Regions from separate parts of the Mus musculus genome. Here all the other regions are linked to region 1. A link is a loop called in an ENCODE intact Hi-C map of the cell type or tissue named here. Cell type or tissue: left cerebral cortex. All regions are shown on one strand. Each heading gives the region's core, and the rest is flanking DNA. Links, peaks and the distances in the headings are about the cores only. Region 1 holds the start of Gm29571 (predicted gene 29571). Region 2 holds the start of Tmem200a (transmembrane protein 200A). Region 3 overlaps Gm29571 (predicted gene 29571). Region 4 has its middle 60 kb from the start of Tmem200a.

Region 1 (7,971 bases), core at 1,058-6,057:
TGGGGTCTCACACTTACCTGCCATCAGTTTGATCCTGAAGTAGGCAAGAAGGAGGAGAAGCAGCAAGGTCACAGGCAGGAAGATCCCCAGGACCAGGACAGGGCCGGGGAGTTCCTGCAAGAAGATTGCCAGCACGGAGCTCATGGTCCCCACTGCTCGGGACAGGCGACTTGGCTCTGCTCTGTGGTTGTCCTTTCCCGAAGTTCTGGCCTTTGCTCATGCTTTTCCATGAAACCTGTTGTGGACTTTGCTCTGGCTTATTAGTGGAGTGAATACTGGAGCGCTGTTGGCAAGTTACTCTGTAACTCAGCTACAGTTGTAGAAGAACCGAAGAGTAAACCTCCCAAGCTGTCCTGGAGATGCGTCTTTGTCTGACAGGAAGTGGGATGGTCCTGGTAGGCTGGGGTTAAATATCTGACTTCAAACAAATGCCCTTCTCTCTATGTGTTTTCACAGAAACCCAGGCCCAGGGAGAACATTTACCCCTCTTCCTACATTTCAGAGCTGAAAATGTCGGAATTGTCATGGTAATGCCCATAGTTGATGTGACAGATACTGAGAAGGAAAAACACGCTTGCCACATGTGAAAACTGCCTGGTTGGTTCTGCTCTGAGTGCCTCTCTGGAGGGCACATTGATGGATTTGACAATCACTTAATTCTACTAGAGCCTGACCTTCAGTCTGGAAGTCAGATATACGCAGCAGAGACGTAGATGATAGCCGCAGGTGAGTGGGGGGGGGGGGGGGTCCAGACAACGGCAGGGCCCTGCCCTTTCCTAACTGCTGCAGCTCACTTTCCTCTCCGCTGTCTACTCATTTGCCTTGGCCCAAAATGCAGGCTGTTATGACAACTCCAGACTTCCAGGATAAGAGACGGCAATAAACTGGCAAATGCCAAGGTTCATGATCATCTATTGACTACCAGTGAGCTGCCTTGTACCAATTTAGGGGAAAACTTCCAAAGCTACTAGACTACTAAGGTTGACTAAAAGACTCATTTCCTAACTCAAAGGATCTTTAGAGACTTTGGAAAAGTTTGGGCTTTTTCTTTTTAAATTTCATTTTTATTTTATGTACATTAGTGTCTTGACTGCACAATATATCTGTTTGAGGGTGCCAGACAGACCCCTGCAACTGGAGTTACCTGCACTCGTGAGCTGCCATGTGGGTGCTGGGAATTGAACCTGGGTCCTCTGGAAGAGCAGCCAGTGTTCTTAACTACTGAGCCATCTCTCCAGCCTCAAGACCGAGGGAAAGTTTGCAGGAGATTGGTAACCACATTCAGGGCTTCACTTCCGACTTGTGTCCCCTCTCTGTCCCACCCCATAGGCTGCTGCTGGTGGGAAGCTGACAGAGTCCACTTTAAAGGACTGCCTTCAGTACCATCTACATTCTTCTACCTGGGACTGTGTGTGGCCATGCGGACAGGCTCTCACCTTCACTAAACAATTCAACTGGTAAGGGTAAAGGGGCCGGGGGGGGGCTTGCCTGGCATCCCTGAGTAAGTAACAAAGTTGGAAGGAGAGTGTTAGAACACCAGTATTGAGCCTGCATTCATTGAATGTATTTCCTTCTCTTCCTCTCTCCACAGAGGGCTGCTGCTGCTGTGGTTTGTGCATGCTCTCTGTTGAGATGGTTATTTGGTGCTTATTCAGCTGGGCTAGAATGCTGATTTGTAAAGTGTCAATCTTCAGAGAACCTTCATTAACTGGAGGCAAACAGGTTTGATGTTAGCCAGCTGCTAGGATGGATGTTCTGTATCCACCCACTCGGCAAGGCTTACCTGAATGCCTAGGCTTCGTTGAGTGTGGAGAAGAGGCAATGTGAATAACAGCGCTTAGCCCCAGATTCACATAGAAGCAAAGCTCTGGGGCGGCGCTGACTCGTTCCAATGAGAGGTCTGGGCTGTTCACAAAAAGTTCTCAGTGTCTGGAGCCTGAATAGCTGAAGCAGTCAGCTCAGATGCACATAAGCCCGAAGCATGGCAGGTCTGCGGAGAAAGGGAAAGAATAGACAGGGGCAGAAAGGCAGAGCTCATGTGGAGTTGAAGCTGGAAAGAGAGGTATTGGAGCTTATAGACTCTTTAGCCCTACTCAGGACAATGTTATGTGGACAGGGAGAGCCACCAAAGGTCTTTGAATGTAGATTTGCATGGACTTAGAAAGTATTTGACAACCCTTTAAGGAATAGAAGGAGAGATAACACTGGCTTAGTATGTCTCAAGGTGGACTCAAAATGCAATGGATGTGAGCTAGAAGTCAATAGTACAGAAGGGAGTGGGGACAGAGAGATAAGAACAGTTCTCATGGAATAATTGAGTGGGTAGAGGTGGATGCTACCAGTGCCTCCAGCCACCGTGGTACCTACTTTCTGTCTGGCTGAGCATGAGTTTATGATTTCTTTTGGTTTCCATGGTAAACTTATAAAGAACTTCATTTTACAGACGGAGAAATGAGGTCAAAAGCCTAGCCAGTGGCACATCCCTGTAAATTCCAAAGCTAGGCTTTCCGTTCCAGAGAACGTTCTCATCCATAATGACATGTCTGGCGTGTAATGGCAGTGGCCAGGAGATGGAAAGAAACTTAGACCTGACCCCAGGCAAGGCCACAGGTTTGGGTAGGGAAGATACACAGGGTTGTGTAGACGGTATGCTTTAAATGGTGAAGAGTCAGCTGGCCAGTGAGGACCAGGTAGAAAGGCAGAGTTCAAGGCAGGGGACCACACTCAGACTTTGCCACTGTGAGAGCAGCATATTCTTGTGTGTGTGTTCATTAATTAATTACTTATTCTTTTTATATCCTAATTGCTGCCCACCCCCTCAGAGTCCCTTCCCTCAACCCTCCTCCCATCTTCTCTGAGATTATGATGATCCCCTGGGTATCCCCCCACCCTGGTGCATCAACTTTACAGGATTAGGCACATCCTCTCTCACTGAGGCCAGACAAGGCAGCCCAGCTGGGAAACAGATTCCACAGACAGGCAGCAGCTTTAGGGACAACCCCTGCTCCAGTTGTTGGGTGACCTACGTGGAGACTGAGCTGCACATCTGCTACATATGTCCAGCCTGTGTGTGCTCTTTGGTTGGTGGCTCAGTCTCTGAGAGCCCCAAGTATCCAGGTTAGTTGACTCTGTTGGTCTTCCTGTGGAGTTCCTATCCCCTTTGGGGCCTGCAATCCTTCTCCCAACTCTTCCATAAGAGTCCCCAAGCTCTGTCCAGTGTTTGGCTGTGGGTTTCTGTGTCTGTCTCAGTCAGCAAACAGCACACTTTTACCAGGTTTCTTGCTATGGAGGAATAACCATTAGTATAACTAGAAAAATCTGCATTGGTGGAGATAGAGTATAAGACAGGGGACTAAACTGTACTGTTGGTTTCCTTGGTGACAAATGTTCCCTCTGCTGACTTACATGATATAAGGCACAAGCAATTTACAGAAGTTGGTATTTAGGATAAAATTCCTGACTTCTGCCATGCTGTCTCCTACAGAGGACTCTTAGTGACAGCTGGCCAAGAGTCTCTGTAGCTAACTCTGACCTATGGAAGCAAATGCCAAAGCTACCAGCCATCTGATTTGGATTTTCCCTGAGTTTGAGCCATGAAGAGTGATTCATAGCAGTCATATGCTGGAGAGCAAGGAAAGTTCTCAAGTTCATCAGCAGAAGGTGCCAGAGCGCTGTAGACTGTTTTCTAGGGCATCAGCTATGAACAGCCATGGAGCAGTAGCCAGTTCCAAATACAGAAGCAGAGACGAAGCTAACGAATGTCTGTTGAAGTGGTTTCATTATGTGGGCGATAGTTTGTTGAAATGGAAATTCTCTCACAATGTTAAGTCTGTGTGTACCAGTAGGAGAGCCTGTATTTCTTTCTCTGGCTCTAACTGACCTTCTGAACTTTGCTTATCAGCCTATGCCAATTAAAGTAATACCACTTGACAGCAATTCCACAGTACATACAAAATTAAAGGCTCTGAAATGAGGAGAGGGTTAGGTTACAAGCAATAGAATGACCTCTACTGTGTGGACTCGGACCAAAGCCCCATCGGCCTTTGTCATTCACACTTGAAGGTGACAGATATTTATTCTGGGTTTGGCGTGTGCTTGCGAAGCACTGGTTTAGGCACTGTGATCATTTAAGGACAAGACAAAGTCCTGTCCCTATTGCGACAGACGAACAGTCAATAAACAACAGAAGATAGCAGAATAGTCACATGGTCTCAAGTACATACCTAAAAACTGCACGTACATAGTAACCTTGTTTCATTGTTATTATAGTGCTTTTGAAATAGAAACTATTATTTTGTGTGTGTGTGTGTGTGTGTGCGTGCATTTATGGTGGGAGAGAGATACCTATGCACATGATTGTGATCATGTGAATCCATGTGTGTGGAAGCCAGAGATCAACCATGGATATTGTTCCTTATGCAACATCTACTTTAGTTTGTCTATCATCTATCTATCTATCTATCTATCTATCTATCTATCTATCTATCTATCTATCTATCTATCATCTATCTATCTATCTATCTATCTATCTATCTATCTATCATCTATCTACCTCTCTATCACCTGTCTGTCTATCAACCTATCTATCATCTATCAATCTATCAATCTATCAATCTATCTATCTATCATCTATCTATGTATCTATCTATCTATCTATCTATCAATCTATCTATCTACCTACCTACCTCTCTGTCTATTAATCTACCTATTATCTATCTATCTATCTATCTATCTATCTATCTATCTACCTATCATCAATTTTTTTGAGACAGGGTCTCCTACTGCCCACAAATGCACTAATTAAACTAGGCTGCTAGCCACCAAATCCCAGAAACACACTGGTCTCTGCCTCCCTAGCTCTGGGACTGTGCACATTCACTACCACAGCTAGATGTTTTAAATGGGTTCTATTGACTGAACATGGGTTTTCATGCTCACACAACAAGCACTTTACCAACCAAGCTGTGTCCCTAGTCCCTAAGACAGTCTGTGTTTCTATCACTACTGTTTTAGAGGTGGAGAAACTTATGGACTTTTCATAATGAGGATTGCATCACACAGAAACAGCAGAATCTAGATTTGAACCCATAACCAAACAGTAACCCTGAATATACTACTATATACTCTTAGCCTCCTGGAGAAATACATATATGATGTTGAGTAGTGTATTTCTGCACTAGGAGATGAAGGAGTAATGAGAAGTGCTAAATTAGATGAAACTGTCAGAGAAGGTATACTAACATCATAAGAAATAAGTCATATGGTTCATTTTCAGTATAGGGTGTGCCTGGAACTCATCAAACAATCACAGATAAGCAAGAGCTTCTGGGCTTTATCTTTCCTTGCCTGAAGCCAGCACCTGCTTGTCTCAGCACTCAGGCAGTTGAAAAGTTGCAGGCAGTTTGCTATGTGACTGATCCCACAATCAGAAAGAAGACAATGTTCCAGCCCAGGGATAGTCATCAGATACAGATCTCTGCTCTGAACCAATAGGGTGCGAACCTTGGCGTCTTAGTGTTTCGTTACTATGAAGAGACACCATGACCAAGGCAACTCTTCTATAGGAAAACATTTGGGGCTGGCTTATAGTTTCTGATGTTTAGTCCATTATCATCATGGCAGAAAGCATAGCAACATGCAGGAATACTTGGTGCTGGAGGAGCCAAGAGTTCTACACCTTGATCTACATGCAACAGAAGTGGACTGTGTCCTATACTAGACAGAGCTTGAGTACATATATGATCTCAAGTCCCACCTCCAGTGACACACTTCCTTTAATAAGGCCATACCTACTCCAACAAGGCCACACTTCTTCAGCATAACACTCCCTATGGCCAAGCATTCAAACACATGGGTCAATGGTGCCACCACACTTGGAGAAGTGAGTCAAGTATGAAGACTGTGAATACTGTGTCCTTCTAAAGCAGGGTTTCTCCCAATCGGGGACTTGAAAGATTTATTTATTTTATGTATACGAGTGTTCTATCTGTATGTACATCTCCCAGACCGCATTATAGATGGTTGTGAGCCACCATGTAATTGCTGGGAACTGAAGTCAAGACTTCTGGAAGAACAGCCAGGGCTCTTAACTGCTGAACCATCTCTCCAGTCACAGTCAGGGACTTTAAAAGCCAGTATGTGACAAAAGTCAATACACCAGCCATTTTTGTCCTCCCTCTACACTGATCTGCAGAATTGAATATTAAAGACTTTCATGTCCACTAGACTCTTGAGTTTATTACCTGAGAGTGAGTCTTTCTCCCCACAGTATTAGTCTCCATAGTCTCTATGACCAGATGCAGCTTCAGTCACAGGGGGCCACTTTCTGGAAGCTGGAATCCACAGTTGAGATGCATGAGACATTGCTTCCTGCCTGGGCTCACTGACCACCACCACGCCCACATAGGCTTTCTCTTTTGTGTGTGCATGCCTGGTACTTTGTCTTTTAAGAACAAAGTCCTGTTGTGTTGAAGCTCTTAGGGCCTCAGAACATTAATTACCCCCACTAAAAGTTCTACAATCTCCAAATATAGTCATGTAGGGGACAAGGAGGTTAGCATATTGCATTGGAGGTGGGAGGACTTTGGTCCATAACAGGGAAATTTAAACATCAGCCCCCTTTTACACAGGCCTTTTCACGACCCAGGGAGTGATGCTGGAATTTATCCACATGATAATAAATTTTAGAAAGTATTTTAAGCTTTAAGCATTTATTTTTGTGTTTATTATTATGTGTAGAGTGGTGCTCCCTTGTGTAGAGGTGAGGTCAGAGGTCACCCTCCTGGGATTGGTTCTCTCCTTCATCCTTCATGTGGGCTCCAGGGATTTAACTCATGATGGCAGGCTTGGGCGACAAGTGCTGTTGTACTTGGAGCTGTCTTCTCATTCCATGGGTCTTTTAAAAAATAGTTCTTAGATTTATTTGTTTGTTTATTTATGTATTTTATTTCATACGTATGATACACACACACACACACACACACACACACATGTGCATTACATGCATGCCTGGTGCCTTGGGACACTGTACAGTTGTATAATGAGCAGGGTAGTCCTGCACAAAGAGGCTATGGAACTGGAGTTTGAGATGGTTGTGGGCCACCATGTGGGTGCTGGGATCTGAACCCAGGGCCTCTGCAAGTGCAACTATACTCTTACCACTGAGCTATCTCTCCAGCCTCCCCATTCCTATAGATTTTTATAGTTTACCAGAAAAAAAGAAGAAAGGTTTATCTGATGCAACTAGTTATCACCCTGCCTCCCCTTGCACAAGTGCCCTTTTTAGGAGATAGGAGTGAGGGGCAGATGTGTGAGGGGCATTTAATTTAGTTGGGGAAATTTCAGTGTGGCATGTGATTATGTTTGCATATTATTACATGGTATTTACCTGTCCCAATGTTGGAATGGCTTCCAGAAACACTCCTGCTATCAAGTGCCTTTGTATGACCCCTGGGTTGTAACTAGTAGGACAAATGGTCATACTGCAGTGAATACATCCCCTGCCCCTGACTTCTGAAGTATGTGGGAAACAGGAGAGGAATATATTTTGAATGTATGGAGCCAGAAGTAACTCTGAAAAATGCCCCCAGTGTATGTATTCTCGCTGATACTCAGATGGAAAGTTCTCTCTTGTATAAACCATTATCAGCAGTATGTATGTATTTTCTTGTAAGTTTTATGAAATAGAATTTGTTGGATATCACATATTTGAGGACAGAAAGTGAAAGATATGGATTGTAGTACAGCAGTGAGTGCATCTTTGGTTTGTAGATCACAAACTACTAGGTCACATAGACATGAACACATACAGTACACAGGGTGCGCCTGGACAAATAGCATGAAGAGTTTCCACTGGAGGAGAAGAGCCTGAGAAAAGAAACGCTCCACGTGGGCAAGATTTCCACTTCTTATCTGTTTGAAGGAAGAAAACTCCAGTTGAGATAGATAGTTTAAGCTAAAGTTTATTTAGCA
Region 2 (7,971 bases), core at 1,469-6,468, 540 kb after region 1:
AGGCATCTAAGATTCCTCATCTTTTGACTCTGCTACATTCCTGGGTTTTCTTTGTAATTTCCCCTCTGGTTATAAAGTTTCCAAAGAATAACTTGCTCTTATATATCCTACCAACAGTGCCTTGGCCCAAAGGTCCTCCCCTCTACATACTTCTTTGTAGCCATTTCCTTTTTTTTTTTTTTTTTTTTTTTTTTTTTAACAGGGCACTCAGAATTCTTAGAGAAGTCTTGTCAAGAACTCAGTGACATGCAACTTCCCACTCAGGAAAGGGAGGGGTGTTAAGTTGAAGAGGAAACAGGAGCAACCAGATTCAACCCAAAGGTCAGAATCCAAGCCATCTCAGAGGTTCTCAACTGCATAATTATATATTTGTCTTCCAGAATGCATAAAGTTTTTGCTAAAAAGTTCAATCCTCAGACATCAAGCTTCCTTCTCCTCCCCTCCCCTCCCCTCCCCTCTTCTCCCCTCCCCTCTACTTCCCTCCCCTCCCTTCCCCTCCCCCTCCTTTACTCAGGGGTTTCCAAGGCATGCTTAGCCTCTTTTCTATCTCCATCTGTGGTGCAGAGAGGCAATGGAGGACACTCTGCTAACATGTTTTGTAGCATCAGTCTGGCCTTCAGCACCTTTCCGCTCTAATTACCACTGGGGGTTGTTAGGAAAATCAATTGCTATTATTGGTGAAAACCCATGAAAAACTACCAAGCTCAGAGTGAAAGTTGCTATTTGTTATTTGATTTTACTGTCAAGTGGGATCACCTCGATGGACCACACGCCCCAGGCTAGATTGTTTTCCTTTCCCCACAGCAAGCAATCTTAAATCCTGCCTCCCTCCAGCCCTAACATGCCCAAGCTGAACTCGGCCCACATTCTGATCTTCGTTATCCTCAATTCCACCAGAACTCCTCACATAGCATTATGTCTTCAATCTAAAGTCATTCTGCAAATGAGAACATCAGGTACTAGAAAGGCTAACTGACTTTATTCAGGGCTACATAATCAGTAGCTAAGTCAAGATGACAACCTTCAAGCAGTGCCAGTTGGGATCTGCTGGCCTTGAGTCTGCACCTGTCTCCCGGTGTTCACCTCACATCGAAATCTGGTGTTTACCAGACTCTTCCTCACTAGCCTAGCTCCTGCTGGGTGTCCACTGTTGCAGAACATCTCAGTAAGTGTTCACCATTGTGTTCTGAGTGGTTGGGCACTCAGACACTAGCAGACAAAGCCCACCTTCAGTCCAGGGACAGGCACTTGATAAAACTACGAGTGTCATAGACCTGGAAAACTTAAAGAATTCTTCTCATCTCAGATTTGTTTATCTGCCCCTTACACAAGTTCTTTTTCTTAATAGTCTCTGCTTCATAACTACTGCCTGCACTGTCTACTATTTAGGGAGAGAAACACTTCATAAACTTTATTTTTAAACTGCCTCATCTTTTAAATCCTACATTCTGTTTCATAAACAAGGTAAGGACCATCACCTTCCTGTGAATACATTTTTAAATCCCATTTTCCTAAGAAATGTCAGGTGACATGTGCTTGTTCAGGTTCTTATTTCCACAGCAACACGTGAATTCCTTTATTTATTCTTTATGCCGTCTTGGTGAGAATAAGGTTAGCCAATCAGTTCAGATTTGCTGCTCCAGATGTCAGAAGTCGACTTTACATCCAAAAAGCCATTGTCAAAGTCTGGAAACTATAAAAGTCCAAATGTAGCAATCTAACTCTTGGCACATTCAAAAGCATCTCTAAAAATTGCACTATCTTAAAATGACAAGGACAACAACTGTTCTCACAGTGACGCTCCTGGGTGTCCAACTCTTTCTGATTCCAAGTGTCATATGGACATTTTGTTTTTACCTAGACAGGCCTAGGAAGCAACAGGTTAAGTCACTCTGTGCCAATCCCCTGGAATTATCATTCTGAGCCTTCCTACACAGCAGCTCTCTCCTTACTGAAGGCTTTCCCAGCCTAGATACAAAGATAATTATAGCCCTGGTTACAAATTATCTCATAATTATGAGGTATCTAGTGGAAATGTTAAAGAAAAGTTATTAACACCTTAGTAGATATTTTTTAAACTTCAAAATGCAGCATTAAATTGCATGAAGTATTAAGGGTCAGTTTCCACTTCTTGGAAGCACTGTTTTCCTTTTAGAAGTGCACGGGTTCCTCATTTCAGCTGTTTGAAAGGCACAAAACTACCAGCAGATGCTCCAGTGTGGGCAAACAGCAGCATGGAAATAAAGTGAGCCTTAAAAAGTTTTAAGATGCAGCCTACTTTTCAGTCAAAGTAAGATGCCGTGGTGCCAACAGTCAAGTAAGAAACCAAAGGTCATTTCATGTTTTCATCACGCAGCGAATGGCACACCGATAAAGGAAAGAGCATTAGCACCTCGGGTACCATCTATGCACAAAACGCTATGCAACTTCGTCTGACTTCAAGAAGGAAATAGTTCAATACAAATTGCATTTACCGATTCTTGAAATGGTATCTGCTGTCAACCACTGAAGGTCTTCAGAAAAAAAAAAAAAGACCAGGTAAGCCAGGGTTACTTAGTTTTGAAAAACACCAGACTGAAAAACACAGGGACTGAACCTTTAGCTCATTTATATCTGCATATAGTTAACAAATGGGGAATGATTCTAGTTACTTAACTATATCTACATATTTGTCTTTTCTTCTGACGTTATCGATGCCTAGGGTAAAAAATGAATTGTTTCGTGTACACACACACACACACACACACACACACACACACATTCCAAAATAACAAAAGCAGCAAACATAGAATGCCCAAGCCTTCATAATGCATAGTGTTGGCGTGAACACGCAATTATTGCAAAACAATTAGTGAAGCAAATCTTACGAGTCCTTTCTTAGGCAGTCTGTGGGGAGGAGAGTCGTGCTGAAGCCTATAGACAATTACCCCTCTTCGTTTTGCTTATGCAGGTAGGATCACACTGAAATACTGATCTAGGGAACCCTGTTCACACTTTTGTCTACCATAAATTAACGCCGTAGACCCTCACAAAGATTGCTGACTCTGGAACCTTAGACAAAGGAGGGTGTAGCTCCAAGACGCGAAGCCAGGCGCTCTCAGAAGCCGGCTGCTCACAGGCTGCCCCGCACCACCTCTCCTGTACTCTGGAGACCAAGAAGTCTGGAACTGATGGAGGACTTGGTTCATTCCCCCAAACTTTGGGAGTCATTGTTTCCCCTAACTCTGCGGGCTAAAGCGGAGGGGAGGAGAAGGGGTTTCAGAAACCCGGGGTACAGCTGCAGGGCTCGCCCACCCACCTCTGCACGCCCCGCAGCACCCTGGTGGTCCACTCACCTGTCCTGAGCGCCTGGTCTCGGGGCTCCGGTGGCCTCTCCGGGCTCTTCGCTCTCACAGCTGTCGCGACAGCGTGCGCCTCCGGGGACCAGCGAGGGAGGCGGCGGGGTCGGGGGCGTCAGGAGGAATCTGGGCAGCTGCGGGCAGCCACGGTCTCACTCCCCATCCCCGTGGGGCTCCGGCTGAGGACGCGGTGCGGTCACCAAAGGAAGATGAGTCAGGCCGGGGTGCGGGCGCCCTGACTCGCGCATCTGGGGGACGCGGCCGCCGCCATCGGACGAGCGCAGCCCCTATCCTTCTAGGGTACCGGTGACCGAGGCCAGGGCAAAAGATCGCAGCTAAGGCGTCTCCGCCGCCGCCAAGAAAGACAAAAGGAATGCGGGGCTCGAGGGAAAGTTTTGGGCTTGGTTCCTGATGAATTCTAGCCCCCGAAGCCGCCAAGAGGAGGATCGGGGGCGAGGGCGGGACGGGCTTCCCGGAGCGTCGCCAGCAGCCGGGGACCCAGACGGTGCTAATCGCACCGCCGCCCACGACCCGTGGGAACTCCGCCGGCCCAGTCGCCAAGCTGTGCAAGAGCTGCGTGCAGGACCCACCCTTCCCCCCGGACCCCAACCCAGCTACCCGGCGCCCTGGCTGCAAAGTTGTACTTCTAGCGCCGGGATGGCGCCCATACAAAACCCATTTGGGGAACAAAGTACCGCTTCCAGGCGATCTGCTTCATCTGAAGGCCAGCGGGCGGAAGCGGACACACCCACTCGCTTCTCATCACCGTCGGACGCGAGTTCCAGAACGGGAGATACCTGCCCCTCCTGTCTCAATAAGAACTGGGGATCCCCGGCGGACTCTGTATTTTCTGGAAGAAGGATCCATAGGCCCCTCGGTTCCACGCCCCTCGGATGCTTTCTTATCAGATGCAGCCTGGGAGGGTCGGGGTCCCCCTGGCGGCTGCACGAGTGCTGTGCTAACAAAGTCAGACCTGGACCCCCAAGAGATACTGCACTCCTAGCCCTCAGAGGGTTTAAGCTGCTGGGAAGTTAGTTCCAGTAGAGCAGACTGGTTGGGAAGGGTTCTGGGCATGGGGTTGTGAGGGGCAGGGGCTAATTGTATCCTAAGATGATGAGTCTGAGGCTAAGCTCCAGATATCAAATCCAATGAAGGCTTCAAGTTACCAAAAATTATCAGTGAGAAAAAAAAAAACATGTCCTGTCCATAGAATGAAATAATTGAAATAATAGTCACGTGCAATTCTGCAAGGGACCAAAGCGCCCACTCTGGCTGAAGATCAAGTCAGTAAATAAAGTTTCGTATTCAAATTACTGCGTTGGAGTGTGCAGTGTACAGCAACCGTAGCTGAGCTATGGTTTTGTAAATCCATGAGTTTCTTGGATTTTTTTTTTAACTCATAGGCAAGAGGCAAATATTCTGCTCTGGTGTGTATCTATTTCAATGTGTCAGCTACTGGATTCTGTGGGGAAAAAATCTAGACTCAAGAAAATAAGGCAACCCGTAGAGGCCAGACAGGTCATTAAGATGACACTGGCAATGGAGAAAGACTGTAAAAACGGGCAATAGTGGTTTTAAAAAAAAAATCTTGCTTCAGTATGGAGGTTAAATACTTTTTCTGAAATTTCAGGACCAAATGCTTAAAAAAAAAAAAAAAAGAAAAAAAGAAAGAAAGTAGATGGGATGGGGTAGGAGAAATGAGTCACCTTGTAAGCCATCTGTGGTTTTCTTTTCCTTCCACCTTCATGTGGCTAGTTCTCTTGGCCCAAAGCCATTTGATCAGTTCTCTGAGGTTTTCTAGCACATTTGTCAAGGAACCTTATTAATCGTGTGAGCCTAGTAAGGTTCTACTCGTTGTACAAGAATGCCCTGACTCTTCCTTTCTCCTCAAAGCTCCCAAGAGAACACACTTCCTAGCAAGCCTTCCTGACTTGTAAAGGGGTGGGTAATAGGTTCCTCCCATCCTGCTCTTTTAATGTAGCACAGTGTCTACAATGTACAGGGAAACATTTAAAATGGCAATCCAGACATCACAGGCATCACATGTCCAGGCAGTCTTCAAAGAGAGGCTGATGAGGAAAGACTTCGGGAAAAGATCTAGACTCATTCTTATCACCACTGATCACAATTACCAATCTGAACTTATATTCCAGTTATTCAGTCAAAGAAGAAGGAAGAAGGTGAACTAGATAACATCATCAACATATTTTATTTTTAAAATAATTACTACTAGTCAGAAAAATTCAGTAGTAAATAGCCTTGTAAATTGAGGGTTATCTGCCATTCTATAGTCTAAGCAACCTCCCAAGAAGATATTCATCAGTCCCCCTCTGGCTCTTAGTGTTCCAGGCAAGCTCAGGTAAATTATTTAATCTTTGCTAATGGCCAATATTTTCCATCTGGAAAGAGCCCAGTGAGCATATCATGTCAGTAATGGATTTTGGATTTAGTGGCTTTATATCCACTCTGGTGTAATGGATGGGAATCAACTATTCCCTATTTGGGGGGTAAAAGCTACCTGTGTTTTACACGTAATTATTTTTGAGTCTGCTGTTTTGAGATGTATACAGTTTCCATTAAAACAAGTCCATTCTAAATGTTACATGAGTACAGAATAAAGAGAAAGCACTGTTCTCTCTAATTGAAGCCTGAAGGACTTTTGAGTATAATTTCTCTTGTTTCTTAAGCAGAAAAAATACCTAACATTATTATAAGTTAAAATAATATATGAAATTCTTCTGGCTTGTTATATATTCAGTACATTCGATTGAGCACACACCCACTCACCAAACTTGCTTAATGCTATGGGAATAAAAGGAAAGAGAACTTTCCCTCTGATATAAAGAAGTAATGAGAAAATATTTCCATGAAGGTCAGCATTTCACCTAGTACAGTATAAATATACAAGCAAGGAATGCTGAGGGGCAAGGAATTTTAATGGATTAAGCAAAGATACTCTGGAATGAAAAAGTATGATACTTGGGATTTTACAATTAAAAATAACATGTATATTGTGAGCCTGTATGTGTACAGGTGTCCGTGGGAGTAGGACAAGGAGGCCAGGTTGCAGGAGCTAGAGTTACATGTAATTATAAGATGCCCAACGTGAGTACTAGAAACTGAACTTGAGTCTTCTGGGAAAGCACCAAGTGCTTTTAATCACTGATCAATCTCTCCAGTCCTTCAAGGTATTTTTAAGTAGATCAGATATAAGGCTATGAGGAAAAACTACTAGACAGTTTGGGTGAAATTAACCCGCTTTTGCCACAAACACAGACTGTATTGTCCTCGGACCTCAGAAGAAGGACCCCAGCATGAACATGAAATCAGAAATGGAAAGGGGATTCCTTGTTAAACTTTGGCCTGAATGACTTTGACCATACTGTGAAACTGATAGATAGTCTGAAAGCCCCTGCGCTACAGCTCTGGCAGCCCTGTTACATTTCAAAGCAGGGGCCAAGAAAGAGAAAGTCAAATGAGAAAATGTCCTTTTTGATTTTCTCCTTGAAATAAAATTGTAAACAGAAGAAATGTAAAGGAGGGGGGAAAGGACATGGGAATATGGAACTTAATGGTCCGCATGTACTCTGTGTCCTCTTGACTCCAAATGGTGCTTCCTCATATTGTTTTACCATGTCTCAGTGACTCTCACTGTTTAGATGATTTGGTGGCGGCAGCAATAGCAGCAGCAGCAGATGTGACTAGTGTGTTCAAGAAACACACAATCAAGAGTGCTACGCCCCTCTCAGTGCTACTCCCCTTATGGTGTCAATAACATGCTTGCAGTTAGGTGCTTTATAACTTATAAGTTCAGCATAAGTTCTGTGAAAGATAATAAGCTGATTAGAATCTTCATGTCTGAGGGGTACAAAATCGCTAAGGGGACACATTTTTCTTCATTAGGTTCCAGCTCTTCCCTCTAGACAGATGCGCACTTGTAAACTGGACAACCACCACATGGTCAGCAACAACCCACATAGTTTAACACACACACACACACACACACACACACACACACACACACACACACACATTATGTATGTTGTGATTAGAGTCTGTTTACAGAAAATAGGGAACTGACACAAATAGTGGATAATACAGCATCCTGTGCCTGTTGTTATGCTGTCCGTGGTGCTGAAGCAGGCCTTGATGGTTGGTGCCTGGCCGCGTAGTGTGATCTGTCCTTGACATCTTTGAATATAGCATAGTTGAGATCTTACAGTTGCAAAGCCCTCTCAAACCACATTTTGCAAGACAGTAATACTCAATAGTTATTGGTTAGGCGTGTACTTCAGAATTTGGGACACAGTTAATTTGCCTTGCAGCAGACCTGCATATATCATCCTCCATTTCATTCCCTTGCAGAAGAACAAACCAAACACTGCCATTGTTAGCTACATTACGTTTGGTGGTGGCTATGTGATATTCCATTGAGAGCATTTGTGTTGCATACATTTTGCATCATACTTGTACTGGCTGTCCTGAGTATTTTTGGCCTCATCCATAATGTTCTAATAGTTGTCGTAAGTTTTTGTCACCCGATTTTGAGAATTTATAGCAGTTTTAGATCTCTCAGTCTTCCATGTACCAGATGTTCAACGAATCTCTTGGTCACATGTGAACACCACCTCCT
Region 3 (7,971 bases), core at 1,210-6,209, 140 kb after region 1:
CTGGGAACTAAATGGTCAAAGGCAGGGTAGAAACCCCAGTTTGGGATTTAAAATTTCTACAACATTGGTCAGTCTATTGACATAGAAGGAGGAGGAGCTTCTGGGTTCTATCCCACCCAGAAGATTCCTGTAAACAACCGCAGTGAAACTCATTAGGTCCTTCCTCCACCCACTGAAAGGACCTGAAGTTAAAGGAAGGTTAGCAGGTTAGCTGGAAAGAGTCAGTGGAGGAAGGGAAGACAAAAGAGAATAGTAGATATGTGTGTGTGAGCGTGTGTATGTGCGTGTGTGTGTGTGTGTGTGTGTGTGTGTGTTTGTGTGGGTGTGTATGATCGAAACACATTATGTCACAATGAAACCCATTATTATGCAATACTAATAATACATGCTAACAAAAACATTAAACTGAAGAAATGTATCTCTGAGATGTCTTATGAGCAAAGAATTGAATGAGGTTTAAGCCTGCATGAAGTTGAAGAGTAGATGGGAAAATAACCTCTCTTTATTGGTGCTTTCCAAAGAAGACTATATCCAATCTGGCTTAGATCTGTACCCAACATCTGGAGGCTGCTGCATGGGCATTGGGGAGCAGAGAGCCTGGTGGTTTCCATAGCCTGGAACCCTATGGATAGACAGGAATCTTGTCTCCAGAGAAAGGAAGTATGTTTGTTCCCCTTTACCATGAAACTGTGTCTTAAAACAGCAGAAATGTATTTCTATAGTTTTGGAGGATAGAAGGTCAAAAAAAAAAAAAAAGTTCTTTGCAAAGGCCCTAAAGGGAATCTTTATTCTCTTTCAGATTTTGGTGGCTCCTGGTCTTCTTAAGTGAGTGGCAGTATGACTCCAAGCTTTTTCCTGTGTCTCCACAAGGTCTCTCTCCTTATATGTGTCTTTGTTCCTTTGGGGGGGTCTCTTATTTGAACACTGTCATTAACATTAGTGCTTGGCCTAACCTAGTTTGATAGTCTTAAATTTTATCTTCCCTTTACCTATAAAATCCCTATTTCTAAATAAAGGTATAGTCTGTGATGTACAGAGCACAAAAATCTTGGAGTAAAGAAAGCCCCACTTCACTTACTATATGAGAGAAGAGTGGGTGGTGTTCCCAGGGGTTGGGGAAGGTCTGTAAAGGTGTCTCCTGTGAGATATATTGGGAAATGAGGGTATAAGTGACTTCGTGGTGGATCTCACAGTCTAGGAGTAGAGACAGGCTGATAAGTGCCTATAGTGCAGTGAGAGTTAATGGTAGATTATATAACACTAACTTAGAGGGGGAGTGTGCCTAGGGATGCAAGATGAGGTCATCTCAATGAGGGGATATTGAGTTGTCTTGAGCAAAGCATAGAAATACTGATGAATGCTAGATTCAAAATTGAGGCAATCCTTTTTTTTTTTTTTACAACCTTAAAAAATCAAGGTCTTTGCATTTCACTAGATTGCATCCTCTTTTCCATAGGAAGGCACTTGAGTATATATTACAGAACTGACATGGGTTTGAAAGCTGCGTATGGGCCCATTAATTTTTGGTAGACACCTATTTCTTGCTCCTAGAATCATAGTTGTTGCTTGATGTTTCTTCTTGGCCCATTGCTCCTTCTCTAGTTTTCTATTAACCACTTAATTTAATAAACCTTCATCTGTACTGACAATAAATGTGTTAATATTCCTCCATATCACAATAAGTGGCCTTTCATGGTGTGGCTAGTAGCCATGTCTCTGATACACTAGAGTTCTATCTCTTGGTGCAGATATGAAAGGTGTTGCTTCCCATGAGGTCTTTCTCACAGAGGGCCAAGAGGTTCCCGAAGTGCCTAGACAGGTACTTCTTGTCATTTAGCAGACTGTTTGTCTACAGTCTGAAAGTGGCCCAAATTTTCATAGAAATTGGAAACTCAGGGGGTATCAAAAGGCCAAAGTTTCTTGCTTAAAAGGTTTTCTGGTCCCAGGTTTTATTTGCTATTATAAGAATCAGCCTTCATAGCATTGTTAATATGAATGTCTACAGACATGGTATTTTTCCTGATTTATTGCTTGACATTTAGTTCTTCAATCTTAATGTCTAGATTTTTTTTTCTTTTTTCAATTCCATCTTTAGCTTTGTCAACAATGGGATTCAAATGATGAAATTTAATTATTTGAGATATACAGTGAGTCCATGTGATTCCACTATAAAAAAGAACAGAAAAAAAAAAAAAAAAGAAGAAAAGAATGGGCTGAGAAGATGGCCTGGTGGGTAAGGACTTGTCAGGCAAGTGTGAAGATCTGAATTCAACTCTCCAGCATCTACGTAGAGCTCAGTGTAGAGCATGGGTCTGTAATTCCAGGGTTCTTAAAGTGAGATGGGCGGTAGAGTTGGGGGGGGGTCCTCAGAAGCTTGGGGGCCAGCCTGGTCTGTGCGATAACATAGAACAAAGACTCTATCTCATACAGGGAGGAAGTTGAGGACCAACACCCAAGGATGTCCTGTGACCCCCATGGATGTGTGGTGGAATGCACATACCTGGTAATACACATGTTACACACATATCATCATCACACACAAAGAAAAGAGAAAGGAAGAGTATATTAAAGAAATTAGAGGGAGAAAAGAGTTGACAGACGTGCTAAGAAAATTCATGTAATCACAAAGCATTCTTTATGTGACATTTAAACAGAAAGTCTGTTCACATCGAAAGTCAAGGCAGACGGCGGAGAAATACAATAATTAAGAAGAAGATCATTGGTCTGCACCCACTTCCCATGCTGGTTCTCATTGAACTTAGTGTCACTTCATTCATATTTAAAAGCAGACCAATTCAGTTTATCTTTGCTATCTCAGAACATTATTGTAGCCTTTGTCCTAAACACTGAAGTACCGACATAGTGATTCCTGGGCCTCTTGGTTTTCTTGATCCAGAGCTTCTGTCATGGCATTTCTACATTCTTGTGTGTGTGTGTGTGTGTGTGTGTGTGTGTGTAAAATCATGAACTAGAACCACAAACCATGAATAATTAGGAAGAAACTCCCCTGTGGATTTTCAGAGGACTGGGGATGTTCCAGCATAGGATTCTATATTTTCTTCAACTGTGCAGTGTTTGGAAAGAACAGTTTTATTAAGTATCCCTGGAGCTGGAGCTATTCAAGCAGTTCCTATTGACTCTTGCATTAAAGTGGTGTGCATGCCAGGGGGCACTGTAGAATCAGGCAGAGTATTTGATGTCTTTTAGGAAATTTAGAGAAGCGTATGGAAGGACCCTTTTGCAATCTGTGATATTTAGAGTGTGGGCTTCCTCATGGCAGACCTGGGCTTACATCTGGCTTGATGACCTCCCGGCCGAGTCCTTTGTAAATAACTCCTTCCACATCTGTCTCCTCCACCCGAAAGCAGGGAAGAGACGCTCCTTTGTTTCTCCATGATCATTAGATGCAATGCCAGAGCATTTCTCTGCCCTCATCTTTCCTGCTAGTCTTCAGAGCCAGCCCACACTGCCTTCCCTAGGCCAGTCTCATACCTTGCCACTACTGATTTTTTTTTTTAATTTTATCTTATTTTTTATTTATCACACAAGTCAGAAGAGGACACAACATTATTTTTACTGTCACTCTAAGACAAACACTTTGCCACCTCCAAAGCGTCCACATCATCCAAGCATTAACCCTGCCATTTGGACAGAACCTCTGGTTCTTTTGGGGTTCTGGATCTGAATATTAGAACACCTGTGCAGGGGTGGAGGGTGGGGTTCTATGTGGCTGCTCTGCTGCCTCCTCAAATTCATTATCTGCTCTGTTTCCAGGTGGGACTTATCACCTTATTCCCAGAGCTGGGTTTTCCTTCTCTTGTTCTGTATTAATGACACGATATTTTTAGCTATCCTAGAGAAAACAGAATTATCTTCAATGCATCCTTTTAGCCATCCTAGAGAAAACAAAATTTATATTCAATGGCTTCTTCTCCTTGAATCTTTATGTTAGAAACTGAAATTCATGTCTATCCCTTTTCTTCTCCTCATTCCTCGATCCTGTGTGTATCAAGTACATTTATGAAGCCCCTTGTTTGCTCCTCTGCAGCAAGCTCATTGTGATTGTTGGCATCTCAGTGTTATCCACATAGAAAAACGGTGAAGCCAAATATAAAGGCTCAACGCTGGAAACACCCATTCTGGATATGAATCCCGTTGCTGTGAATTCCTCCCACAGTTCACCAGCTTTACCCAGCCCCAGACATCTCATCTGGACGGGGAACACTGATAGTACTTGCCTCATGAGGCCATTAAGATTTAGTGCTTTAGCTCATGTCGACTGTTGAAGAAGCCCCAGTGTGCAGTAGATATGATACACGTGAGAGGTTACACATGAGAGGCACTAACCAGCTCCCGCTTCCTCTCTCTGCAGCTGGATCCCTTTCTTTACCTAAACAAAGCTGTCAGGAGATCGATCGGTTCCATTTGGCTGTGTGCTCATTCTCTCCCAAATACGGGTGTTCTCTGCCTGGCGTGCCAGACGCTGTCAAACTCACCTCTCACTTTTGCTAACCTCCTCCTCGTCCAGAGGGCACATCTCCAGGTGGCTCACTTCTTTCCAGTGTTTGTCTCCTGTGTGTCAAGATAGGCATTTTCCTGAACTGTCCTCTGACGGCTCTGAGGTGTAAAACATTCATTTATTTGGGGGCATCTCATACATGTTCACTGCATCTCAATCATTCCAGTCCCCCTCCATCACTCCCAATTCATGTTTGTTACTTACATGTGTATTCATAGGTATATGTACACATGTATGGATATGCACATGTGTGTATAACCTACTGAGCCAGTGAGCCTGTACTAGATCCTTTAGCTCCACAATCTCTCCCAGTCTTCTGGACTTGCCAGTCCTGCTCACACATGACTAACTCATGCATGTGTCATGAGTGTAAGACTTTATGTAACTTGCCCAAGGTCAGAGAGATTTGCATCAGTTTACATGACCCCCTTGCCTGGGCACACGGACACTTAGCATACCCCACAATATAAATAAGGGCACAGCAGAGCTGAGCTTCGATCTTGGATTTTTGTCCAAGTCTACACACACACACACACACACACACACACACACACACAGCTTGATTTGTGGGTTCAGAGCAACTACAACTAGCAGGGGCTTATTCCATCAAAGGGGGCGTGTAAGGCAGGACCTGCCTCTTACAGTCGAAGCAGAAACTACGATGAAGCTGTTTTTGTTCCGTCTCTAGGTTTAAGCACGTGAATTTAGTTGAGCCGATCAGAAGCACTTGGCTGAGCCTTGCGCCTGGTCAGATGGTTTTGTAAGGAAGCAGGCACATTGGAAGAAGCACCAGCAATTCCTTGCGTGGTGTGATACAGAATCCCAGATTCACTCTGTGGTGGGTACTGGTAGCTCCCGGGGTCCTCCCCAGCAGAGGACTATGGGAGGATACATGTCATCCTGGCTCTGGAGAGGCAAAGAAAGCTCCCTACAGCTCTCCTCCAGACAGCCTATCCAAATGTCTGCACGCCAGGTTAAGTAAGAGACGCCATCTCAAAATGTAATGCATAGAGCAACGGAAGAAGGCAGTCAACGCTGGCTTCTGACAGCTTACACAACCACATACACATCAGGTGACGGGGAGAATGGTAATGTTCTTCACAAGTTCATAAACTCCAAACCATCTACTCCAAACCAAAGTTGCCCAACAAAGGCAGACACTGACAAGACTTCTCCAGGGAAAACATCAGCACAAAAGAGATGTGATAACCCAGGCTCTTGCGCGCCTTCATTTCAGCCTGCTTCACAGTGACATGCGCAGTATGAAGCAGCCCTGAAATGGAAGCAGCCTGTATTTGCAAGCGGAATGAGTGGTGCTTTGAAGGTGATAGATAGAATAAGATTCAGCTTGCCTGCACAGGATTATCTAGTTTGCATTAATTGACGTGGGAAGACCCACCATAACTGTGGGCAGGACCTTTCATTTGCCTTGGATTCTAGACTGTGCAAATGGAGAAAACGGGGTGAAGCACAGGCTGATTGCTCTTTCCAGTGTGGGTGTAAACAGCCACTTCAAACTCCTGCTGCCCTGACTCCCACTGCCATAATGGACTAAACTCTGAACTGTGCTCTAAAATAAACTCATTCCCTCATAAGTTGCTTTTGTCACGCTATTTATCACAGCAACAGGAGAAGAAACTGAGAGGTAGTTGGGGCACCTGATACCTGATTTAAATTTTAACTGAAATGTTTTCACCAAAAGGGGTACATGCTGTACCCCAAAGAACTCCATCTGAAATTGGCCATACAGTAGAATAAGGGCAGTTAATTTTAGAAGGAGACATTTTCCATTTAAAAGATCTTAACTGGAACAATCACTATTACAACTTCAGCAAAGGGCCAGCAAGATGTCTCAGTAGCTGCAGGTGCTTGCTAACTTTGCTCCCCAGAACCAATGTAAAGGTGGAATGAAAGAACCAACTCCCGCAAACTTGTCACACACCAGTAATAATAATAATGATAATAGTCAAAGTAGCAAGAAATTCCAGATTAAAAAAATAATAAACCTTATAAGTTATTTCATGAAATCTTGGAGTGCTTTAGTTCCAGCGAAGTGTCTTTGTCCCATTTGCTGAAGCAAGCGGTAAACTGTGGAGAAATAACAACCCTGATGAACCATGCTTGTCTAGCAATAAGCTATGCTCTGGAAGGGGGAGGGGCCATCCAAGACTTTCATCATTGCTACACGCTGTGGTTAATCATTTAAAGGAAAAATTAGCCTCCCCCCCCCCCCAATTTTTAAGTACCATCCAGAGCTCTGGATCTTTCAGGAGTGCTGGGCCAGTGGATAAAACATATGCTGCTTTCTCTTCCTGATGGAAGTTGAGTTGCTTCTGGGCCATTTGTGAACCACCTGGTGCTCAAAGACCAATGTGGAAATCCAGCAAGCTGTTTCCATGGTGATGAGGCTTCCTCTTTCTGGCAACCACTCCTCCCCCCAGCCTCCTATCCTTTTCAACTGTCAGGAGTTTAGATTTGCTGTAAAGAGCAGGAATAATGATAACACAAGTGCAGCGTTCTCTCTCTCTCTCTCTCTCTCTCTCTCTCTCTCTCTCTCTCTCTCTCCAGGGTACTCTCCAGGTGTATCTACTATATGCCAAAAATCAGCGGGGAATCCCCTTTGCGCACAGGTGGAGATGCTCAGACATATTAGGATCTGTATTAGATCAGTGTTCTATAGTAGAACAGAGTGATAGAATGATAAAGCGAGATTCAATAGATTGGCTGACATGATCAAGGTCTAGACAAATCACTGATTGCTGCCTTCACCCTAGAGATGCAAAGAACCCAAAAGCTGTCCAGTCCACAAGGCCAGAAGCCTTAGCAGTCTCAGTATGGTGGTAAAAGCCTGGAGGACTTGTGGAGGATCTTCAGTCCACACTAGAAGGCAGAAGCGGAGTTCTAATGCCAGTTTGTGCTCAGTAATCCCCAGTTAATGTAATCAGGATGGTGTGGTGGTTCTCATCGTCGATGCTAGGGTCATAGGATCTACTTGGAGAAATTGTGAGAATTATAAGTCACGCTTGAAGCATTCTGGGGGGGGGGAGGTGTTTAGTAAATGCTACTTGGGTGCCTGGAGAACCTGGGATATATATATGGTACTAGGAAGTGACATAGCAGAATGCTGGCTCCTGTGTCACCTGTGGCGTGAGTCCCAACGCCTTGCTTATCACATGGTTTTTATTGCCGTTAATGACATGCCAACCCAGGTAGTATAAAGGAAGGGTCTCACCTGGACTTACGGTCAGCATCTGATTATTTACACTGGGACATAGGAAGCATCCCAAATTTCAGTGAAAATGCGCATATCAGCCATATGTTTAAAGTCTTATCAGTTGACTGAAGCATTTTATTATTGAAAGACTAAGCTGTTCTGAATTAATGGTGGCTGTTAAAGCTGTTAAATTGACACACCAAGACGGTTACGGTGAGCATTAAAATGGTCATCGAGT
Region 4 (7,971 bases), core at 1,761-6,760, 600 kb after region 1:
AGGGGTAAAGAGGGGAAGAATCAGGTATGGGAGGAGATGGGGAATGTACAAAAGGTCAGGAAATTGAACAGAAGTGTGTAGCAATGGGGGATGGAGAACTGGGGGTAACAACCAGAAAGTCCCAGATGCTAGGAGAGCAAGAACCTCCCAGGACCCCACAGGGATTACATCAGCTGAAATATCCCACAAAGGGAAGAAATAACCTGTGGAATCATATCCAGAGGTTAGGCATGGCCCCTGGTTGAGGGATGAGACCACCCATCTGTACTGGCTAGTTTTGTGTGTCAACTTGACACATTGGTGCCAGCATAGTGGGGTATTCTGTGACAACCTGACCATGTTTTGGGGAGGACTGTGGAAGGACTTTGGAACTTTGGGCTTGAAGATCCATTAATTGTTAAGAGCTCTGTCAGATGTTGTGTAGGAGCTTGAAAGATAATGTTGAGAACAGTGCAGAAGATGGAGGCCTGCCTTGTGAAATTTCAGAGGGAAGATTAAAGACTCTTTTCAGGGACATTGCTATTTTGATTGTGAAGATTCTGTGGTTCTGGTTAGCTGGGGCTGAAGAATCAGCTGTGATTAACAAGATACCAGAACTACTTAAGTGAAAGAGGCTGTGTTCCAGAGATAGCCAAAGTTGTACCTCGTGCTGCAGCAGGACTTGGTAATGTGTAAGAGTCACCCAGGTGGTACTGGTTTTGAAGGCATGAAGGGGTCACACAGAGGACCTGAGGCTTGGCACTGTGAGAGGCCATGGAAGGCCATTGGTGAAGGTGCAGCCTCAGTTGCAATTGATGGCCCAGGACAGAAGGGGACATGCAAACAAGTTGAGGCTTGGCACCATGAAGAGAGCCTATGAGAGGCTGTTGGTGAAGCCTAGTTACAGCAGAAGACAGCAGTGTTTTGGAGATGCCAGTACCATGAAATGACCACCAAGAACAGCAGCAGCAGTGGAGTACAGGGAGCTGGAGCCTAAAAGACAACGTGTATGCTACAAAGGGCAAGGCTGGAGAAGTGACCCAAGCCCTTGGAGGAGCCCAGAAGATTGTGAGTTGGATCCCAGACATTGGACGGTGGGAGATTGATTTTGCTTTTCATTGTGACTGTGCCCTGATGCTTTTCCTTCTTGAAAACCCACAGTTAAGAGACTTTTAATTGTAAAGACTTTGGATTTTAAGAGAGATTGAAGTTTTAAGAATTTGCAAAGACTGTGGGACTTTTAAAGTTATTTAGATCTTGGGGATGAATAGGAAACTAAGAGTTGAGGCTTAATAGTGATGTGTTTGTGTGTCATGTTGACAAGGGGTCAATTGTACTGACTAGGTTTTTTTTGTGTCAACTTGACACAGCTGGAGTTACCACAGAGAAAGGAGCTTCAGTTGGGGAAATGCCTCTATGAGATCCAGCTGTAAGGCATTTTCTCAACTAGTGATCAAGGGGGAAAGGCCCCTTGTGGGTGGCACCATCCCTGGGCTGGGAGTCTTGGGTTCTATAAGAGAGCAGGCTGAGCAAGCCAGGGGAAGCAAGCCAGTAAAGAACATCCCTCCATGGCCTCTGCATCTGCTCCTGATTTCTTACCTGGTTGAGTTCCAGTCCTGACTTCCTTGGTGATGAACAACAGTATGGAATTGTAAGCCGAATAAACCCTTTTCCTCCCCAACTGCTTCTTGGTCATGATGTTTGTGCAGGAATAGAAACCCTGACTAAGACACCGCCCATCTCCAAAATTTTAATCCAGAATTGCTCCTGTCTAAAGGAAATACAGGGACAAAGAATGGAGCAGAGACTAATGGTAAGGCCATCCATAGACTGCTCTACCTGGGGATCCATCCCACATGCAGATACCAAATCCAGACACTTTGGCTGATGCCAAGAAGTGCTTGCTGACAGGAGCCGGATACAGCTGTCTCTTGAGAGGCTCTGCCAGAACCTGACAAATACAGATGCAGATGCTCACAGCCAACCATTGGAGTGAGCATAGGGACCCCTGAAGGAGCTGAAGGGGCCTTATCTGCCATCAATGGGAAGGGAGACCCTTGGTACTGTGAAGGTACAGTGTAGAGGAATGCTACAGTAGTAAGGCGGTAGTGGGTGAGTGGGTTGAGGAGCACCCTCATAGAAGCAAGGTAAGGGGGAATGGGATAGAGTGTTTACAGAAGGGACATTGGGAAAGGGGATAACATTTGAAATATAAATAAATAAAATATCCAATTAAAAAAGAATAAGTAAGTCTAAGAATAAAGTCTTACATTTTTATAACTGATACTTAGCTAGGTGTTAGACATGAATGCCCTCCGATTTCCCGATAGGCTACATAATCCCAAATGATCAACCCTTAAACACGTGTACTTATCAGCAATACCAAATGCTTTCAATAGGGCGTGCGTGCGTGCGTGCGTGCGTGTGTGTGTGTGTGTGCGTGTGCGTGTGTGTACCTATAGCAATAATAATTATAGAAAAAGAGATCATGGGCTTTTGAGGGAGAGATCACAGGAGGAATTTGGAGAGAGAAGAGGAATTATGTAAATGTGGTACTTAAAGTCAAAATTCTCAAAAATAAATTAATTAATTAATTAATAATTAATTAAATGAGCCTTTAGGAGGTGGACAGATAGCTCACTGGTTAAGCACTTTTTGCTTTCACAGGGGACTGGGCTTCTGCTCCAAGTGCCCACTTCAATGGTTGATAACCACCTGCAATACTAGTTCTAGGATATCAGCCATCCTTTGCTGGCCTGCTTAGGCACCTGCATGCATGTGGTGCACATACATACCCACAGGCACACATACATAAAATAAGTGAATCGATCTTCAGTTATTTTTATTGTACATGTATGGAGTCCACTGTGATAATTTGATACAGGCATATGATGTGCTATGATTAAGTCAGGGCACTTAGCATTTTTATCTTTGTAAACATCTATCATTTCGTCATTGAAAAACTCGAAGTTTCTCTCTTCCAGTTGCTCATAAAATGTATAATAAATTGTTGTTATCCATGCTCGCTGCAGGAAGCCATGGGACACTGTCCCACACTTCTCCTCGCTGTATCTATCTTTTCACTGCTGAATGCCAGGCAGAATGAACAGCATCTTCATATACAGATTTTTGCCAAATTGAAATGGCACTGTGCGGCGGGGAGGGGGATCAGGGAGCATTAAATTCAAAGGTCTGCCTTTCTAGTCTGAAAATAAGAGGGTTACCTAGTCATCTTCAAGGAAGGTATCGACCCCCTAAAGTATTTAAGGATTCACCTAATCACTCTAAACCACTATCCTTATGTTGAACAACATTTTCTGAATCTACATGTTGATATATTTTGAGGGTCTTTTTAATTTATTTATAAGGATTTATTTATTTATTACTATTGTTTCTATTTTTAATCATGCAAAATTAAAGTGGTCATAAAGATGTTCCAGGATGTTAAATGCCAGAGCACATTTATTAACTCACCCCCTGTGCTTCTCCTGTATACCCTCATAGATTCGTCCTTCATTTATTCATGCATTGATTAAATATTCATTGGGCCTAGGCTGTATCCAGTGCTTAACAGGCACACACGAAGGGGACGGGAACGTGTGCTTTTTTGCCCTTCCCCTTTCAGTCTGGATGGAAAACTAACTCTTAATGTGGCCCTTGGCACTTATTACAAAAGTCAAGATCTCCTTTAAATAATGTCACACTCTGTAAGATTGACTTTGTTGTCCTATTTTACTGATAGCAAAAAATGAAGTTGAGAGAGCTGAGATTCAGGAGCCTTGGCCAGATTTTCATTGCACAGGTGCTAAGCAACCATCCCCTAAACATGAAAGGAACATTCATCGAGCAAACTATGAGTGTGTCTGACGCTGTCTTTGTGTAGAAGTTCAGGAAGATCCAAATAAATAATATAGCTCCAGGAGATGCTTCTCATCATATTTCAAAAAAAAATTACATCTAATAAGAACATAGCACACAACAAAGAACACAGGTGGGCCAATAGAAGTGGGGTTCAGAGGCTAAAACTCAGACAGAGGGCTTAGGAAGCCTGGCTCTTGTGAGGCATGAGAGGAGAAAATCAACGCGATATTCTTTCACCTGCCCATGTTTCACAGTGCCTAGCACATGCTTGTAGAGACAATCATTTTAGCACGTTATTACATCGATGATGAGCAGGAGATATTATTTGATGTTTTGACATTTCATAACTGCTGTAAACTAGTTCTATCTTATGTCAATGGCTGTTCTCATGACTCCCACTGTTTGGCTTTTCATCTGTTATTTCATGAACATTTTTCTATTGTAGACTTCTAAATGTCAAACAACAACAATAACAACAACAACAACAACAACACAACAACAAATCAGTAGCTTGAGATTCAACACGCCATCTTCAGTTCACCAGCTAGTCGCGACCACACTGCCACCTAGTGGTTTGTAGCTGCGGCTTCCACAGTAAACAGTCTATTCAAACATATCAAGCTTACACATCTATTAACTGATTCTGGTTGGTTTATTTAGAACATACAGCTCATTTTACCATAGAGATGATATCGTGAATGACTATGAGGTTTCTAGTCTGCTTACACAATCCCATGATGGAATCCACACCTTCCATGTATTGTAATCCATTGTTGCAGGGGCAGGGGTGGGGGAAACTAAGACAGCAACCGTCACAAAAGAGACAGCTCATTTTACCCAGCTCAGACTCTGAAGAAACACAATACAGGTGGAAGAGCTCACTGGGATTAACAAATGATGTACGATGAGGGTCCAGAAAGCAGTAAGGAGCGGGCACTGTGGAGAAGGGCATCCATGGGGAGGGATGTGTGAATATGCATATATGACAAGACCATTCTTGGTGTGTGCAGAGAAAAGTGAGAATCCCTGTTTCCCAGGGAGCAAGGTGCAGAATGCAGAACTGACCTCAAGATACCTGGAGGTCAGGTGCCCAATTGCTTCCTATTAATTAGACTAGCTTGAATTTTCTATGAATGGGAAAAATACTTGTACACACATGACAATTAGCATAATTATTTCAAGATCTATGTTTGCTATTGAGTTTATTAAGAGCTCCTTGTTCTTCATGTCACTGCCTCATAGCTTATTCACCCATTCACGTGAAAATGAACGTCCTGGATGTTTCTATGGTTGGATGTTACAATAACAGGCTCAGGCTATTGTAAGTTCTCACTTATAACTTGTCTATGTGAAGATGTTCTCATTTAAGTTGGATAGTTACGTCGATTAGGGTAGCTGTACTGTATATCAGTCTATTGCCCTTTTAAAAGTCGATATACTGTCTTTCATCAGGGCAAGACCATTCTCTGTGTGTACAGTGTCACCAGTCAGTGTTGAATTTAGTCTCTCACAGTTTCCTCCAGCCCTTGCTATGGTCAGAGTTTTTCGTTATCCAAGTGGATGCATCCTGATATTATGTTGTGGTTTCTTAATACTTTAATGTTATTTATTGCCTTTACATGCACGAATTTGACATCTGTTTCCCATGTAATTTTTGAATATTGTAAAGTTGTTTTGAGCAACCCCTATTTGTCCTTAATTTAATTCCCATTGTCAGATATATCTTGATACTTTATTCTTTGTTATTTGTTATCTTTTCTTTCATTTACTGACTTCCTATAGATTGGTTAAATTTAGCACTATTCTATTTTGATACTTTCCCATAGCTTCTGGATATATATATACACGTTTTATTCATTTATTTTTCTCTGACTGTCAGATGGGGGCATTTGTGATCATCCATTTAAAGTCCACTGATTCTTTTCTTAGTCATTTCAAGTCTATAAATATTTTTGCCTCCCTTGCTAAGGCTTTATTTATTCATCCTTACACCCTTTAATTTCTTTCTCTGTCTTATTTCTCCAGCTGGTGCTTCAAGCACAATGCAAAAAGGAGTGGGAACGGTGGGCAGCCTTGTCTTGTTCCTGATTTCATTGGGATTGCTTCAAGTTTTTCCCCCATTTAGGATGGTGTTTGCCGTGGATTCCTCATTGATGATGATGATGACGATGACGATGACGATGATGATGGATACTGATGTATGTTCCCTCTAGTCCCACTTACTCTTTCTAGGACTTTTCATCATGAAGACATGTTGGATTTTTGTCAAAGGCTTTTTCTGCTCAGTTGGGATGATCATGTGATTTTTTTTACCTTTCAAACCACTTATGCAGTTTATAACATGTGTTAAATTGTGTATTTTGAACCACCCCTGTATCTCCTGGATAAAGCCAACTTGGTCATGGGGGATGATAATGTGTTTGATGTATGTCAGTATTTGGTTTGCAGGTATTTCACTGAGCATTTATGAATCTGTGTTCACCAGGAATTCTGGCCTGCAGCTGTCTCGTTATTCTTGTGTCTTTACCTGGCTTGAGCATTAGAATAATGCTGGCTTCATAGAATGAGTTTGGCAATGCCCTTTCTGTTTCTGTTTTTGAAATGTTTTAAGAAGGAAGAATTGGCTGTAGATTTCCTTTGAAAGTCTGATATAATTCTGTTATGAATCCATCTGGACCTGAACATTTTTAGTTAGAACTTTGTTACCATTTCAACTTCTTTGTGGGTCTATTTCTGCCATTGGCTTTTCTTAGTTTAATTTAGGTGATTTGATGGAATCTAGAAAATTCTCCATTTCTTTAGGTTTTCCAGCATAATAGAGTACAGCTTTTTAAAGTGTTCCCTTAAAATATTCTGATCTATCTCTCTCTCTCTCTCTCTCTCTCTCTCTCTCTCTCTCTCTCTCTCTCTCTCTCTCCATCTTGCTAATTTCTCAAAGAGCCAGCTCTTAGACTCATTGATCTTTGTATTAACTAACCACTGCTCTAGACTTAATTTAGATCCTACTATTGAGGCAAACTCTTCTAGGTCCATGCAGATGAGCAATGACTTAGGAGTTGGTCCACCTGAGCTGATGGGAGTAGATTATGTCTGAAGCTGTGCATGAGTCCCAAGAATCTTGCCATTTTATCCCATGAGTGCTTCATCTACTTGAGGCAATATATGCTGCTCACTTCTTAGCTAAAGGCTCAAAAGAGATTCTGTGTGGGACTGCTGTTGTCCCCTCTTCACTCAGTCTGCGAGGGCTGTCATCTGTATGTGGCCTTGATATAAATACAGATATTGGATGTGACCTAAGACACTTCAAGAGCTTCCTTGTTCAATTCAAATCTCTCCAGGGTGCAGTGTCCTACTGACTGCTGCCCCCATGTACACTTTCTAGGTTTTAGTTATTTCAGTAGAAGAAAAGTCCTGTCCCTGTCTATCTTGGTCAAAAGAAATTAATAAATCATTTATACAATAGATTTTTTTTTTGTCTTTCAAAGTTCATCTTTTGAGTGCAGAACTAAATATCAGTTCTGTTTTCCCAGGCCTTTTTTCTTTTACATTCCCAGTATTTCTTAAACTTCCCATCATAATACTTACCTGAGTGTATTTTAATTTTGTGGTTTTTATGTACATCTCCTCCATTAGGAGAAAATTTTCATAATTTTCCTTACCTCATCAATACCTAAATTCATACTCACACCTGATAGTTATTCAGCTAATATTTGTACAGGGTCAGTGAGCCTGTCCCCGTTCTTCTTGGAGAGACATTCATGGACAGCTCTCAGTTTGTCATTGATTTGGAGACCTGCCTTCTCATTGGCATTCTAGAGAGGTGTTGGGCTCTGCCACCCTACTCCTGCTCCCACTCCTTGGTTGCTCACAGTTGCTAGGAGAAGTGATAACTCATAGTAACAGTAAGGTAGATAGTTGGTGGTGGATGTGAAACAGAACCAAATGCTGTCTATTGAGATTTCCCACTAGGCCATCTGTGTAGAATTCTGAAAATATTGTAGCCTAGGAGTCCAAAGTTCCAGATGTGCAATGGGCTTTGTTGAGTCTTGGCAGTATAAAGAGAGCTATTGACTACCTTCTGAAGTCATGTTCTCATTTATAACATGGAAATGCTAATTATACAGTTGCCAG

What was found. Peaks named below come from ENCODE experiments on the same cell type or tissue, not always from the same donor. Only the 100,000 strongest peaks of a DNase experiment are listed, where the experiment ranks them.
Region 2: it touches region 1 in a loop (6-fold over the local background); 2 of 42 quality-filtered maps call a loop at or near these places.
Region 3: a loop joins it to region 1, with 2.1 times the contacts of the local background. A loop is called at or near these places in 5 of 42 quality-filtered maps.
Region 4: it touches region 1 in a loop (4-fold over the local background); 13 of 42 quality-filtered maps call a loop at or near these places.

Annotation. Positions count from the first base shown.
Region 1 is chr10:25,535,944-25,543,914 of GRCm38, forward strand. It overlaps Gm29571 (predicted gene 29571), which reads left to right and starts at 443. Exons shown (of 4, transcript NR_136909.1): 1 at 443-726; 2 at 1,330-1,457. It overlaps Smlr1 (small leucine-rich protein 1), which reads right to left and starts at 329. Exons shown (of 2, transcript NM_001195596.1): 1 at 18-329. The coding sequence starts at 144. In left cerebral cortex, for the core only: CTCF peaks have their summits at 3,657 and 3,857; a DNase peak (open chromatin) is centred at 3,673; H3K27ac peaks cover 980 bases.
Region 2 is chr10:26,074,803-26,082,773 of GRCm38, forward strand. It overlaps Tmem200a (transmembrane protein 200A), which reads right to left and starts at 4,161. Exons shown (of 3, transcript NM_001358814.1): 1 at 4,034-4,161; 2 at 3,336-3,517. It overlaps Gm9767 (predicted gene 9767), which reads left to right and starts at 3,453. Exons shown (of 1, transcript NR_028030.2): 1 at 3,453-4,645. In left cerebral cortex, for the core only: a CTCF peak has its summit at 4,277; DNase peaks (open chromatin) are centred at 1,854, 2,249, 3,031, 3,487 and 3 more places; H3K4me3 peaks cover 2,979 bases; H3K27ac peaks cover 2,217 bases.
Region 3 is chr10:25,671,164-25,679,134 of GRCm38, forward strand. Gm29571 (predicted gene 29571) reads left to right here. Exons shown (of 4, transcript NR_136909.1): 4 at 800-2,180. Among named protein-coding and RNA genes, the nearest start is that of Gm36543, 39 kb to the right of the region's middle. In left cerebral cortex, for the core only: no CTCF peak of the experiment used is centred there; DNase peaks (open chromatin) are centred at 4,306 and 5,683.
Region 4 is chr10:26,135,219-26,143,189 of GRCm38, forward strand. No RefSeq gene overlaps it. Among named protein-coding and RNA genes, the nearest start is that of Tmem200a, 60 kb to the left of the region's middle. In left cerebral cortex, for the core only: a CTCF peak has its summit at 4,409 (motif pointing left); DNase peaks (open chromatin) are centred at 4,419, 5,899 and 6,322.